Linked DNA regions of Homo sapiens: region 1 is linked to region 2. The links are chromatin contacts, found by Hi-C or POLR2A ChIA-PET in ENCODE. All regions are on one chromosome and are shown on one strand. Each heading gives the region's core, a stretch centred on a gene start or an enhancer-like site at or near the end of the contact. The rest is flanking DNA. Distances are from core to core; before and after follow the strand shown. Region 1 overlaps CCDC6 (coiled-coil domain containing 6). Region 2 holds the start of SLC16A9 (solute carrier family 16 member 9).

Region 1 (6,445 bases), core at 465-2,964, 170 kb after region 2:
CATTTCCTTCTTAATATACAGAGAATCCTCTATACCAAGAACTCTGAAAACCAGGTAGCTTTTTCTTCTAATGCTCAAAGCATGGCAGACCACGATGACACCGAGAGGACCACATTTTCCAATTTTACAAGTTCTGAAAATACCAACTGTACACTCAGGGGACTTTACAGCCCTATAGTAACAAATGGTTTTGCCCTATAGTAACAAATGGTTTTTCTGGACACTCTAGGTTCTAAGACCCAATCTCAGACGGGAAGAGACCAACAATATAGATAAATCCCACAGACATAATGCTGGGAGAAAGACATTAAACACTTAAAAAGTACACACTGTCTAATTCCAGTTAAGCAGAGTTCAAACTCCACATAGTGGCTACCCTTGGAGGGATAATGGCCGGAAGGGGGCACAGTGGAGTCCAGGTATTAGTAATATTCTGTTTCGTGATCTGGGTGCAAGTTACACATGTGCCTTCAATCTGTGAAAATGAATCAAAATGTACACTTACCATATGTGTATAAGTTATACTCCAAAAAAAGTTTTTAAAAGGAAAAGATAAAGTGGTAGCATGTCACAGAGCAGCCTCCACTTAACTGAGGCTCTGAAAGTGGCATATGTCCACTATTTAGGCCAGTTCCTTAACCTCTCTGAGACACATCTTCCATCTGTAAATGAGGATAACTCTTATACTCACAGGCTCCTTTTGAGAGTTATGTGAGTTACTGCTTGTATTTAGCCTGGTGCACAGAGGATGGTGGTTCAAACCACTGATGTCCTGCTATCCAGTCTCTGCCCAGTGCCACCTCTGTGCAACTCAGGAAGGAACGATCAGTTCTGACATGATCAGAGATGACTACCTTTCTATAATCTGGCAGAGCAGAGCGTTGTCTGCCCGACCCCCTGCTGCACTCCCTTTATCTCCTCCTTCCCCAACCAAAGCCCTTCAGCCCCGCCCAGCAGGTCCCAACAGTCTCCTCAGCCATGTGCCTTCTGACTAAATCCACATCTTCCACCATAATAGCCATCTTCAACCAATATCTTGTCTACTGTTTTCACTGTATTATCACAGATGTCACCACTTCCTACCACTCACCACTGTTCCTGGGCCCCTGATACTGACAGTCACCCCAGCCCAGAGAATGAGAGGTCCAGGGCAATCCCCGAGAAGTGGGTGTGAGCCAGAGTGTGATGTGTCCTGTAAGACTTCAGAATGGTTTTAAGATGAACATCCCGGCAGCACATTCATAAGAAAAAAAGAAACTGTTGGGGCTTCACATGGGGGAAATTCCACCTTCTTTATCTTGGTGTCCCAGAAGGGGCATAACGAGGTGAGACAATTATGCCCCTTTCCTCTCTTAGGGATCAGCTGAGGGCCTACTAAAATTTCAGATTCATTTTGGGCTAATTTTTAATACATGAATTCATTCTAAAATTCACTGGGGGGTTCTTGCATAAATGTGTAAGATTTTAAAGGGAGAGGAGGCATGGATGGCCAGAGGAGAAAAAAAGTCCAATATTCAAATGAAGCCAAAAGTTGAAATTACACACATGCTGATCAACAGGTAGTATGCATTTTGAAAACTTCGCTGAACATCCTGGCTGCCTAAGCAGTTTTTGTTGCCCCAAAACTGAGGAGCTCTACTTGGTATTAAGACCAAAGAAAACAATTTTCTTGTGAGAGTCCCCATGAAGGGGACAATGTGTGATAGGGTAGACGTAACCTCAAAAATATCCTCACTCCACGTTCCTGTCCCTGGGAGGGGCACACTGAATACTTACGAATACTTAGGAATGAAGTGCTCTTGTATCCAAAACCTGCTTTCAGATGGTTGGGCAAAAGGGAACAGAAACAGAGAGGGAAGGAGAGGGAGGGAGAAGGAAAGCTGGGGAGAAGGAAAGGAAAGCCGCGGGGAGAAGGAAAGGAAAGCCAGGGGGAGAAGGAAAGGAAAGCCGCGGGGAGAAGGAAAGGAAAGCCGGGGGGAGAAGGAAAGGAAAGCCGGGGGGAGAAGGAAAGGAAAGCCGCGGGGAGAAGGAAAGGAAAGCCGGCGGGATGAAGGAATATGAAATGCCGGGGGGAGAAGGAAAGGTAAAGCCGCGGGGAGTAAGGAAAGGAAAGTCCGGGGTAGTAAGGAAAGGTAAAGCCGGGGGGATGAATGGAAAGGTAATGCTCGGCGGGAGAATGGAAAGGAAAGCCGGGGGGAGAAGGAAAGGAAAGCCGGCGGGAGAAGGAAAGGAAAGCCGCGGGGAGAAGGAAAGGAAAGCCGCGGGGAGAAGGAAAGGAAAGCCAGGGGGAGAAGGAAAGGAAAGCCAGGGGGAGAAGGAAAGGAAAGCCGGCGGGAGAAGGAAAGGAAAGCCAGGGGGAGAAGGAAAGGAAAGCCGGGGGGAGAAGGAAAGGAAAGCCAGGGGGAGAAGGAAAGGAAAGCCGCGGGGAGAAGGAAAGGAAAGCCGCGGGGAGAAGGAAAGGAAAGCCGCGGGGAGAAGGAAAGGAAAGCCGGCGGGAGAAGGAAAGCCAGGGAGAAGTGGTGACATGGAAGTGGTAACCTTAAACATTAGTGAAACTGGCCAGGAGCAGTGGCTCACGCCTGTAATCCCAACAGTTTGGGAGGCCGAGGCAGGCGGATTATGAGGTTAGGAGATCGAGACCATTCTGGGTAACACAGTGAAACCCCGCCTCTAGTAAAAACACAAAAAATTAGCCGGGCGTGGTGGCGCGCACCTGTAATCCCAGCTACTCAGCAGGCTGAGGCAGGAGAATCGCTTGAACCCGGGAGGCGGAGGTTGCAGTGAGCAGAGATCGCGCCACTGCACTCCAGCCTGGGCGACAGAGCAAGACTCTGCCTCAAAAAAAAAAATTAGTAAAATTAGGTGAGGGGTGTAAGGGTGTTTACCGTATTGATCGACTTTAACTGAAAAAAAAAGGTTTAATTCAGTAGGAAAAAGAAAAAAATGATATATTCGTACCCCCGAAACACAGTGAGTCCCAGGGACTTGGAAGGGTCCTATCAACTGGGTCCATTGCCCACTGTGGTCTCTCCAGTCTCTGTTCCATCAATGGACTCTGAGTCTTAGTCTTTGAGTTAAATACCATGTGTCTTTGCAATAAGCAGACAACACTGTCAGTTACGAAAAGGACTAAAGTATAGCAATGAGTGAAATGTGATACTGGAAGCTATGGGACAGGGAACAAGGAAAGGAAATAAACTCTCCCTTTTATGACCTCCAAGTGAAATGATGGTATCAATACCTTGCAAAGGTATTGCAGAATCAAAAACTAAGACGTACTCCGATGTCCCTGATGAGCCAACTGTCACACTTGATACAAGAAGCAATGCTAATACCATTCATGGCAGCCATCATCTCCCTCTCGCACTGTATTTAGAAGTCTAGACTTTTTCTTCTCTTTGCTCTTTTCAATTCTATCAGCTGAACTTATGTCAGCACAGGCTGATGACAGGGAAAAACTTAATGAATCACAAAGTTTTACTGGAAGGTTACTCAAAATTATAAATCCTATCCAACTGGACCATAATATTAAAAGTTTATATTCTTTTTGTTGGTTTCACGTACACAAATTGGAGTCAACTCAACTGATTATTTAATGAGGAAACACACTTTCCTCTAAAACTCCCTAAACTATATTTGAGAACAGAGGGCTAAGATCCCTATCACATATACTGATGGTGATCAGGGTAGAGCCTGCTTTAAGAAACTCTGTATGCAGTATAAACTGGATAAAGTTTAATGTATTGTTGTCAGAGTTCAAAACCCTCAAGTTTGACAGAAAGCCTCAAACTTTGAACAAATTTCCCAACATTTTCTAGCATTTTTACAAAGACCACCACCTTCTTATGTGACTTGAGAGAGTGACCCATACAAACAGGAGACATGTCTTTAATGGGCTCCAAAAACAGTTTTAAACTCCTAACATCAACCAATCTGTAGATTCTTACTAAGAGAAGCATTTGGTACTAAAAGCCATATTATCTCTGTTCTCTCACTTACTTCTAAGCCAATTAAGCAAAAGAGGAGTTTAATGTTAAGAAAGTTGACTAAGTTTCAGGAAAAAAATAAAGGTAAGTAACATGGCAATTTGTTCTAAGTAAAAGCAACCCCTTCAAAACAAACAAAAAAATAAGATGTTCCCTGCTACAGGACCAAAAAAAGAAGGCAAGAATATAAAAAGAAAGGATTTCAGGTCGAGACAGCGACGACAATAAGCAAAAGATGACTTACTGCTGCCCAAGTGAATACAAACAAAATTTCAAAAGCACATACTCTAAAAACTGGCAACTCTACTCCTAGATTATCCTACAGATAATAAAAACCATTGCTAAGACTTGTTAAAAACATTGTTAAAAGAATGTTTCCTTTAACTTGCTTTATAGAAAGAAGGAGACTGAAAACAATCAACAGAGGAAGAGTTAAAGAGAGTGCGCCCAGTTCCCAGAATACTTTACAGCAAGCCCTTGAAAAGAATGGGGCAATTCTATACCCAGTGCTGGGGATAAAACTCATGAGATGTGTAAAGTAGAAAAAAAAAATCAAGATATAGAACAGCATGTACAATGTGCTCCCATCGCTGGGTATCCTTTTAAGAGGACAATATAGGCACACACTTGTATTTGCATAATATGTATCCAGAAAAACACTTAGGGCATAAGGTGGCCCGGTGCAGTGGGTCATGCCTATAATCCCAGCACTTTGGGAGGCCGAGGCGGGCAGATCACTTGAAGTCAGGAATTTGAGACCAGCCTGGCCAACATGGTGAAACCCCATCTCTACTAAAAATACAAAAATTAGCCAGGCATGGTGACACACGCCTGTAGTCCCAGCTGCTTGGGAGGCTGAGGAAGGAGAACTGCTTGAACCCGGGAGACAGAGGTTGCAGTGAGTTGAGATCGTGCCACCGCACTCCAGCCTGGGTGACAGAGCGAGACTCCGTAACAACAACAACAACAGAAAGAAAGGAAAGAAAGGAAGGAAGGAAGGAAGAAAAGAAAAGGAGAAAAGGAAAGAAAGGACAGAGAATACGTGTGAATCAGGGAAAGGAAGAGCGAAATCTAGTTTGGATACATTTGTTATATCTACAATACTTCCATCTTCATTCTTTTTTCAATACCCCAGCCATGTCAGGAGGTTTGCTTAACAAGCAGTAAATTATTTTGCCACATCTAGATTTTAAAACACCAAGGCTGTTGGCAAAAACACATCCTAATGAAAAACTGTAAGAGAATGGATTAAAGTACCATTTTTGCAGGTCAAATTTATTCAACTAAAGAAAGTTCTAGACTGGCATGGTCCCCCGAATTTAAAAACCTACTCCTAATTTAAAAGCACATATGCCAACATTACCCCTTGAATTAAATTCAAGGAATAATTCAAGTCTAATTCAAGAGTGGTCTAATGCAGGTCCAATTCAAGATTCAGGACTGAGAGCCCTATCAGACCTGGCCCCACCTACTTCCAGCTTCAGGCCACATCCCGATCTCACTCTGACCACAACTCGTCTTTCAGTTCCTCAAACCTGCCCTGCAGTTCTGTCGCTTTCAGGATTTTTTGCATAGCCTCTTCCCTGGGCCCAGAACATTTTTTTACCAATTCTCTTCATGGTTAACTCCAAAAAAGATATACAGGGGATTGCAGCCTACATGTCACTTCAGGGAAGCTCCGTTGGCTGCCTTAAACTGGTCTGGTTCCCCCCATCATATCCTCCAAGAAACACATCTTTTGAAGGATTTATCACAGCTTCAATTCTATAACTGTGAAATCAGTTGTCTGATGTCTATTTCCAACCCCGCCCCCCGCCCCCCCAACTAGAATATCAGCTGCCAGAGGCAGGAACTGTCTCAAAACCTCTTAGCACAATGCATAGAACAGCCTTATATACAGAATAACCTCAGAAATATTAGCAGAATGAACAAAGTTTTGTAATATATACGTTATTTGTAATATCTGTGAGATGAACAAAGAAGACCGGCCAATATGAAAGAAGATTACATTTAAGGTCTGCAGCTTTAAATCTATCTTTAAGCAGGGGAAATGGAAAATACTGCAGAGTAAAATAAAACCACCAGATAAACAGAGCCCGAAACGGACCAGGATAGAAAAATAATGCCAATTACACTTGAATCCATTTAAGCAGCAGCTTCTGGAGGAAGAAGGAGGCTACAATAATAGTATCCAAAATAAACAATTCAGTAATTGATCAACTAGTCAGAGGAAATTATCCTAATTCAAGATCTCATATGAAATATAAAGTGTTATACAGACAAGAATGAGGAAAAAAGACACCAGGAGATGTATCTAATGTGCAGTTGTGAGTTCAATTGTTTATGCAATTTAAAAGAATATCTGGCATCGCTACTTCTACACACTCTTCTGAATCTGTCTTAAATGCACTATCATTTAAACAAAAACACAAAAGCAGTCTGTCCTACTTTTTTCCAAA
Region 2 (6,160 bases), core at 3,230-5,729:
TTCAAAGCACAGACTCTGGGGGTAGACTCCTTGGTCCCTTTACTTAGTTGTGTGACCTTGTAAAAATTCTCAGTCTAAGATCAAAATAATGCCTCCCTAGATAACATAAGGCTATGTGGCTCCCTTGACATAACATGTTTAATAAACATTAATTATTATTATTAATGATTGCAACAGAGAATAGAAAATGACTATACACTGCATATTGCCCCAGGAAAGTGGAAGTGTTTTTCTATCGGAAGTTTTAATCAAGCTAAGAGCTATTAATATCATAGGAATGCAGGTTTGGGGGTAAAACACTGTTGGATTTAGATAAAGCATTGAAGGATATTAGGAATACATTATTCTTTTACTGATTGAAAGAAACTGATAGGAAGTGAATATTGAGATTTTAATCAACTACTTATTTTAGAAGGAAACTCATAAAACTGAAATTAAAGGCAAAAAGTACAGTTAAGGATGTTGATACTGTTTATGTAAATATACCAATAATGTTCAATCATATTTTAATTTCTTAGCATGACATGTCATAGTCTCTATAATCTAGCCCCATCCCACCTCCCAGCCTTATCTGTCTTAAATTCCAGGTTTCAGCTACTCCAAACTGCTTTGCTTCCTATAAACACACTAGACTTCCTTATCTCTGTGCTATTCTCTTGTTCCAGCAGGCCTCTTTTCCATCAAGGAAATCCTCTTCCTAAATTGCTACACCCACCCCACAACTTTTCTTCACACTTAGCCTTGAATGAACCTCTCCTTTCCTTTGTCATTCAGTAGCACACTATTGATGTTCTACCCTATGACTCCATTTATACTATCTTGTAATGCAGATATTTGTAAATCTATTTTTCTCACTAAACATTTGGAGGCAGGGACCATGTGTTCTTTTTTTTGAACTTGGTGTTTTGTTATAGTTCAGTCTCATCATCCATAAGGGTTACTTTGGTGTCTGCCAAGAACCTCCAGAAGAAAAGGCTAAGTAGCTCAAAATACATACATTTTTGCAATCATTAATTAAAATTGAAGTCATTAAGTGATACTATCTTGGAAAGCCATGATGGAAAACAATACAGTGGTTCCTCAGAAAAATTAAAAATGGAACTACCATATGATCCAGCAATCTCACTATATACCCAAAGGAAAGCATTATATTGAAGAGATAGCTGCACTTCCATGTTCCTTGCAGCATTATTCACCATAGCCAAGATATGGAATCAACCTAAATGTCTATAAGTGGATGAATGGATGAAGAAATGTGATACACACACACACACACACACACAATAGGAGACTAATTCAGACTTGAAAAAGAAGGAAATCAGTCAGGCGTGGTGGCTCACGCCTGTAATCCCAGCACTTTGGGAGGCTGAGGCGGGTTGATCACCTGAGGTCAGAAGTTCGAGACCAGCCTGGCCAACATGGTGAAACCCCATCTCTACTAAAGATACAAAAAATTAGCCAGGCATGGTGGCACGCACCTGTAATGCCAGCTACTCGGGAGGCTGAGGCAGAAGAACTGCTTGAACCCGGGAGGCAGAGGTTGCAGTAAGCCAAGATTGAGCCACTGCACTCCAGCCTGGGTGACAACAGCAAAACTCCATCTCAAAAAAAAGAGTGAAACTCCATCTCAAAAAAAAAAAAAAAAAGGGAAGTCAGCTGGGCACAGTGGCTCATGCCTGTAATCCAGCTTGGGAACCATGGCGAAACCCCATCTCTACAAAAACACAGAAATTACCTGGGTGTGGTGGCACACGCTTGTAGTCCCAGCTACTCGGGAGGCTGAGGTGCGAGGATCACCTGAGCCTGGTGAAGTCGAGGCTGCAGTGAGAAGAAAGAGAGAGAGAGAAGAGAGAGAAGAAAAGAGGGAAGGAAAAGAGGGGAGGGCAGAGGAGGGGAGGGGAGAGGAGGGAAGGGAAGGGAAGGGAAGGGAAGGGAAGGGAAGGGAAGGGAAGGGAAGGGAAGGGAGGGGAAGGGAGGGGAAGGGAAGGGAAGGGAGACTTGAATCTAAAATTGTTGAACTCAGAGAATAGAGTAGAACCCTGGTTACCAGTAGGTAGGGTTGGGGTGAAGAGATGTTTGTCAAAGGATACAAAATTTCAGTTAGATAGGAGCAATAAGTTTAAGAGATCTATTGTGCAACATAGTGACTATAGTCACTATAGTCACAATTTTGAAAATTGTTAAGATGGTAGATTTGAAGTGTTCTCACCACACCAAAAAAAAAAAAAAAACAAAAGATAAAAATGTGACGTAATACATATAGGTTAATTATGTTGGTTGGGCCATTCTACAATGTATTACTGTTTCAAAATACTGTGTTGTGTGCATCATAAATATATACAATTTTTATTACCTAATTAATTAGGGGTTTGAAAGATTGAGGTAAGGAAGTAAAACTTGAAAATGTGACCACATCTCTGTAGTTGTCATCCTCTAGCTTGAGTTGCATGGCCAGATCCACCCCAGACCACCATAATGTGTCCTGATAAAGATTCAGACACCAACCAATTCACACCACCTTTTCAGACTCAAAGTCAGAAGCCAGAAAAGATTTCCTAATGTCTTGATCTACCTCCCCATATCTTTGGCTCCTCCCAATGCTCTTCCTATGGATATGAAGGATACCTGTTATTCCACTTGCCTACACAAAAAATGGAAGAAACCAGTAGGGATGTTATTAGGGGGTCGGTGGTGCTGAAAGTCTGAGTTGTTGCAAAATTGCAGGTTAAATTATTTTATCTAATTCCTACTTGCGAGGACTTTTTTTTGATGGTGGAGGGAGAGCGGGACTGGTTTCTGGCAATGATATGGGTACTAACCATGTTTTCTGCATTTACATATTTATTATTAATTATTGCAACAGATAATAGAAAATGACTTTACTCTGCATTTGGTCCAGGAAAGTGGAAGGGTTTTCCTATTAGAAGTTTTAAAAGAAGCTATAATCATGCAACAAATAATCATCCTTTCTCTTCGGAATCTTCTCTAGCTTCCTCAGCCCTCTGCCTAAACCTGCCTGAAGAATTTCTCGAAGCTGAAGCCAACTCAAATATAAGAAACTGTTAGGGCATACCGATTTACAGAATTTGATGGAACAACGGAAAATCCTGGGTGCAGGGAATGGGAGAATCCACCTTCAATATGAACTGTTATTCAGTTAATTCAAGATTTTTAAAAAACACATCAAAACTGTAGCCTAGAAAATTGACCAAAAATGTTATATCGAATAACTTACTATATAAGTAATATATTTAGCGTAAATCCTGACTAAACTTCGGGGATAGTTTGTGTTGGATAGACTAGGCACCCAGAAAACAAGGTAAAGCATTGATTTGCTTTTGACAGCCAAGTTTGTTCGTGGTTATCAGCTCTCTGGAAAGCCTCTGGGCGCTGCTGAAGCCAGAGCAGGTTACCTAGGGCGAACCAAAGATGGGGCATTAAGCACCAAGTCCTCCCAAGTGCTGGCTGAGGGTCCAGGTGGGCGCGGTGCCGGTGCCTCCTGCGGCGGTGGCGAAGGCTGGGCTCCCGCGCTCGCCCAGGGCTGCCGGGTGGTGCTGAACCTGGCGCCAACGTGCAGAATCCGCCGGCCCTGCGCGCTGCGCTCCACGTAGGTCAGGAGTACCCGCGGCGCCCCATTCCCAACCCTCCGGGGGCACCTGGTTGCTCGCGCTCCGGACCAAGGCAGTTGGAGGCCTTTCGGTCCTCTGGGAAATGGAGGCCCACCTGCATCACATGCACCTCTCCCTGCTCTTCCACCAGCAACCCTGGAAGCTCTCTGGAGTCCAGAGGCAGCTCTCTGGGGGGCCACCGTACCACCCCCAGGACCCCCTCCCTCTCTTTCAACTCCGTACAAAATGCCGCCTTCGGATTCCCGGGAAAACTTGCCCACTTTGTAGAAGCACCCCATCAAAAAGGGGGCGGCGAGGGGCGGGCGCACCGTGGACACTCGAAGCCCCCGGCACACACCCCAGACAAAAGCCCGGTTCCATGCTGCTCCACCGCCCCCTCCTACTGCTCCGAGTCGGAGTTACTTCTTGCCTCTAGGACGCTGGGCAGCAGGGGCTGCTGCCCACCTTTGGAACCCTCCCCGCAAGCTCCAGCCCTTTACCTGAGTCCCGGCCTCGGCGGGGCCTCCGGTGCTCAGCACCCGGCTCAGTGCCCCGTGCGGCCGGGCTGGTGGTGTGGTGGGGATCGCGGCCGCCGCTCTCCCCTGCAGCTCCGGGCCAGCCGGGCGGCTATTTATCCGAGCCAGCTGCGGCCCCGGCCCCTGCCGGAGTATTAGGCAATCGGTCCCGCTACGCGCTGCCCCGGGAGCCGCCGCCCTCTGCCCCCACAGACCCGCAGCGGCGGCGGCCACATGGAGCTGGGGAGCCGGCCCCCTTCTCTGAGCTCCACCTTCTCTTTCGCCTTCTCCTCCCCGGGGTTTTCCCTGCTGTCTTTTTCTCCCTTGTCTCTCTTTGCGGGGCACCCCGGCCAGTCTGAACCGGTTGTGACTGCGCGGGTGGTTGGGGGAAGGAGGAGGAGGAGGCGGAGGAGATGGAGGCGGAAAAGCGGGCGGTAGGGGCGCTGCGCCTGCTCCCGCTGCTCCCGGCCCGGCCAGGAGTAGGGAGGGCACTGCCCGAGCCGCGGCCCCGGCCCTACCAGGCCTGGAGCCACCAAAGCCACGAGAGAGGTGGGCGCCGTCGGCCAGGCGCCCTCTCGGTGCGCACACACGCGCGTCCCCAGGCGCCGCTGTGCCCCCGCCGCCCACCACGTGCCCTGGCCAAGCCCGCCAAGGGCCGTGCGCGTTTGGGGGGAGCCGGGGTGTACAAATGAATGCGAGTGTTCCTTGGTCTCCCTGGCTCCCGGGGCCGCTGGCGCCCTCCTGGCCGGAGCTGTATGCTCAGCTGGCAGTGGTCCCGGAGAAACGGGCACCAGAACTTTGTGGAGTCCGTGATCCTGGGAAGTGAGGAGTGAGGATGCCAAGTACAGTCCTTTGTGACAGCTCCGCGGGAAAGGAGGGCGTCCTGCGGTGCACACACACACACACACACACACACACACACACACACACACACACACACAGGCTGCTTCTAAGGACGTTCAGTCTGTCCTGCAGTTGAACTGCACTAACAATACTACCATTGGCAATACTATCTTTGGTAATGGGCTTGCGCGCAGAGATGGATGGCTGTTTTATCCCTCAGTCACTGCAGCAGCTGGGGGCTGTCCATAGGTACCAGTGGTTCGCCGGCCGTGGGAAACCTCCAAAGTGATATGCACTTTTTGTGTTCCTCTGTGTTTTTTCTGGGAAGCCGCACCACACTTTCTACTTCTTAAAGGGGACTGCGGCCATCAACCACCTTGATGAGAACTTCCTTTATACACTGAAGTGACAGGTCCTGGCCTAGACGAAGACTCTACACCTGGCAAAGGGTTGGTTTCAGAAGTGCTGATCAAGCTGCTGAGCCTCTGTTTCCTTGTCTATGAAATTACAAGAATCTTGCCTGTATCATGGAGTTTGTGTGAGATGAGAGTTTAAAAAACCTGTGGAGCCTAGGCAACCATGTCATGTTTTCTTACAGCACAAATGTGGTGGAGGTTCAGCCCTTTTGGCCCCCATCAGTCCTTTCTACTCAATTTATTGACTTTCAGGTTAGAGTGAAGAGAATGACCACTGCTAGTCAATAGTATTTTGTTTTGTTCTAAGAAGGAAAAAGAGAAGAGGGGAAAAGTAACAGTGAGAATGAGAGCAACATGGTCCCAAGAATAAGTTCTGGAAGGAAAAATGGAGAAACTGTACTGTCAACACCATAAAAAACTTACTTCTAAAGAGGCAAGGGAACACAATAGGGGATTCTTAGGCTGTATTTTTTTACCTGGTTTATGGTTACTCAAGTGCGTTCACTTTGTGGTAATGCGTTGACCTATACACTGATAATTTGTGTTCTTTTCTCTATGTTTCAATAAAATAGTTTTTTTGAGATGGAGTCTTGCTCTGTTGCCCAGGCTGGAGTGCAGCGGCGTGATCTCAGCTCATTGCAACCTCCATCTCCCAGGGTTCAAGCAATTCTCCTGCCTCAGCCTCCTGAGTAGCTGGGATTACAGGCACGCAGCACTATACCTGGCTAATTTTTGTATTTTTAGTGGATATGGGGTTTCACCACGTTGGCCTGGTCTT

Evidence for each region. A loop is a pair of places that touch in the nucleus more often than their neighbours do. ChIA-PET counts read pairs that join two places held with the same protein, here RNA polymerase II (POLR2A). Pooled maps may share reads with other maps.
Region 1: a loop to region 2 is called in a map with no recorded cell type, with 9 times the contacts of the local background. The contact joins the enhancer-like site here to the promoter of SLC16A9 in region 2. A Hi-C loop is called at or near these places in 1 of 168 maps with a recorded cell type or tissue (prostate gland), 3 of 37 single-sample maps with no recorded cell type and 7 of 50 pooled maps. POLR2A ChIA-PET finds 5 or more read pairs at or near these places in 1 of 52 experiments (WTC11).

The regions. Positions count from the first base shown.
Region 1 is chr10:59,880,122-59,886,566 of GRCh38, forward strand. The region is part of intron 1 of CCDC6 (coiled-coil domain containing 6); the gene reads right to left. Among named protein-coding and RNA genes, the nearest start is that of CCDC6, 23 kb to the right of the region's middle. RefSeq lists enhancers at 913-962, 1,193-1,342. Within about 2 kb of position 1,715, at least 2 of the 41 ENCODE cell types and tissues checked have a DNase peak (open chromatin) inside an H3K27ac peak, as active enhancers do.
Region 2 is chr10:59,705,371-59,711,530 of GRCh38, forward strand. It overlaps SLC16A9 (solute carrier family 16 member 9), which reads right to left and starts at 4,480. Exons shown (of 6, transcript NM_194298.3): 1 at 4,109-4,480. RefSeq lists an enhancer at 3,623-3,822 and silencers at 4,053-4,112, 4,253-4,322, 4,553-4,822.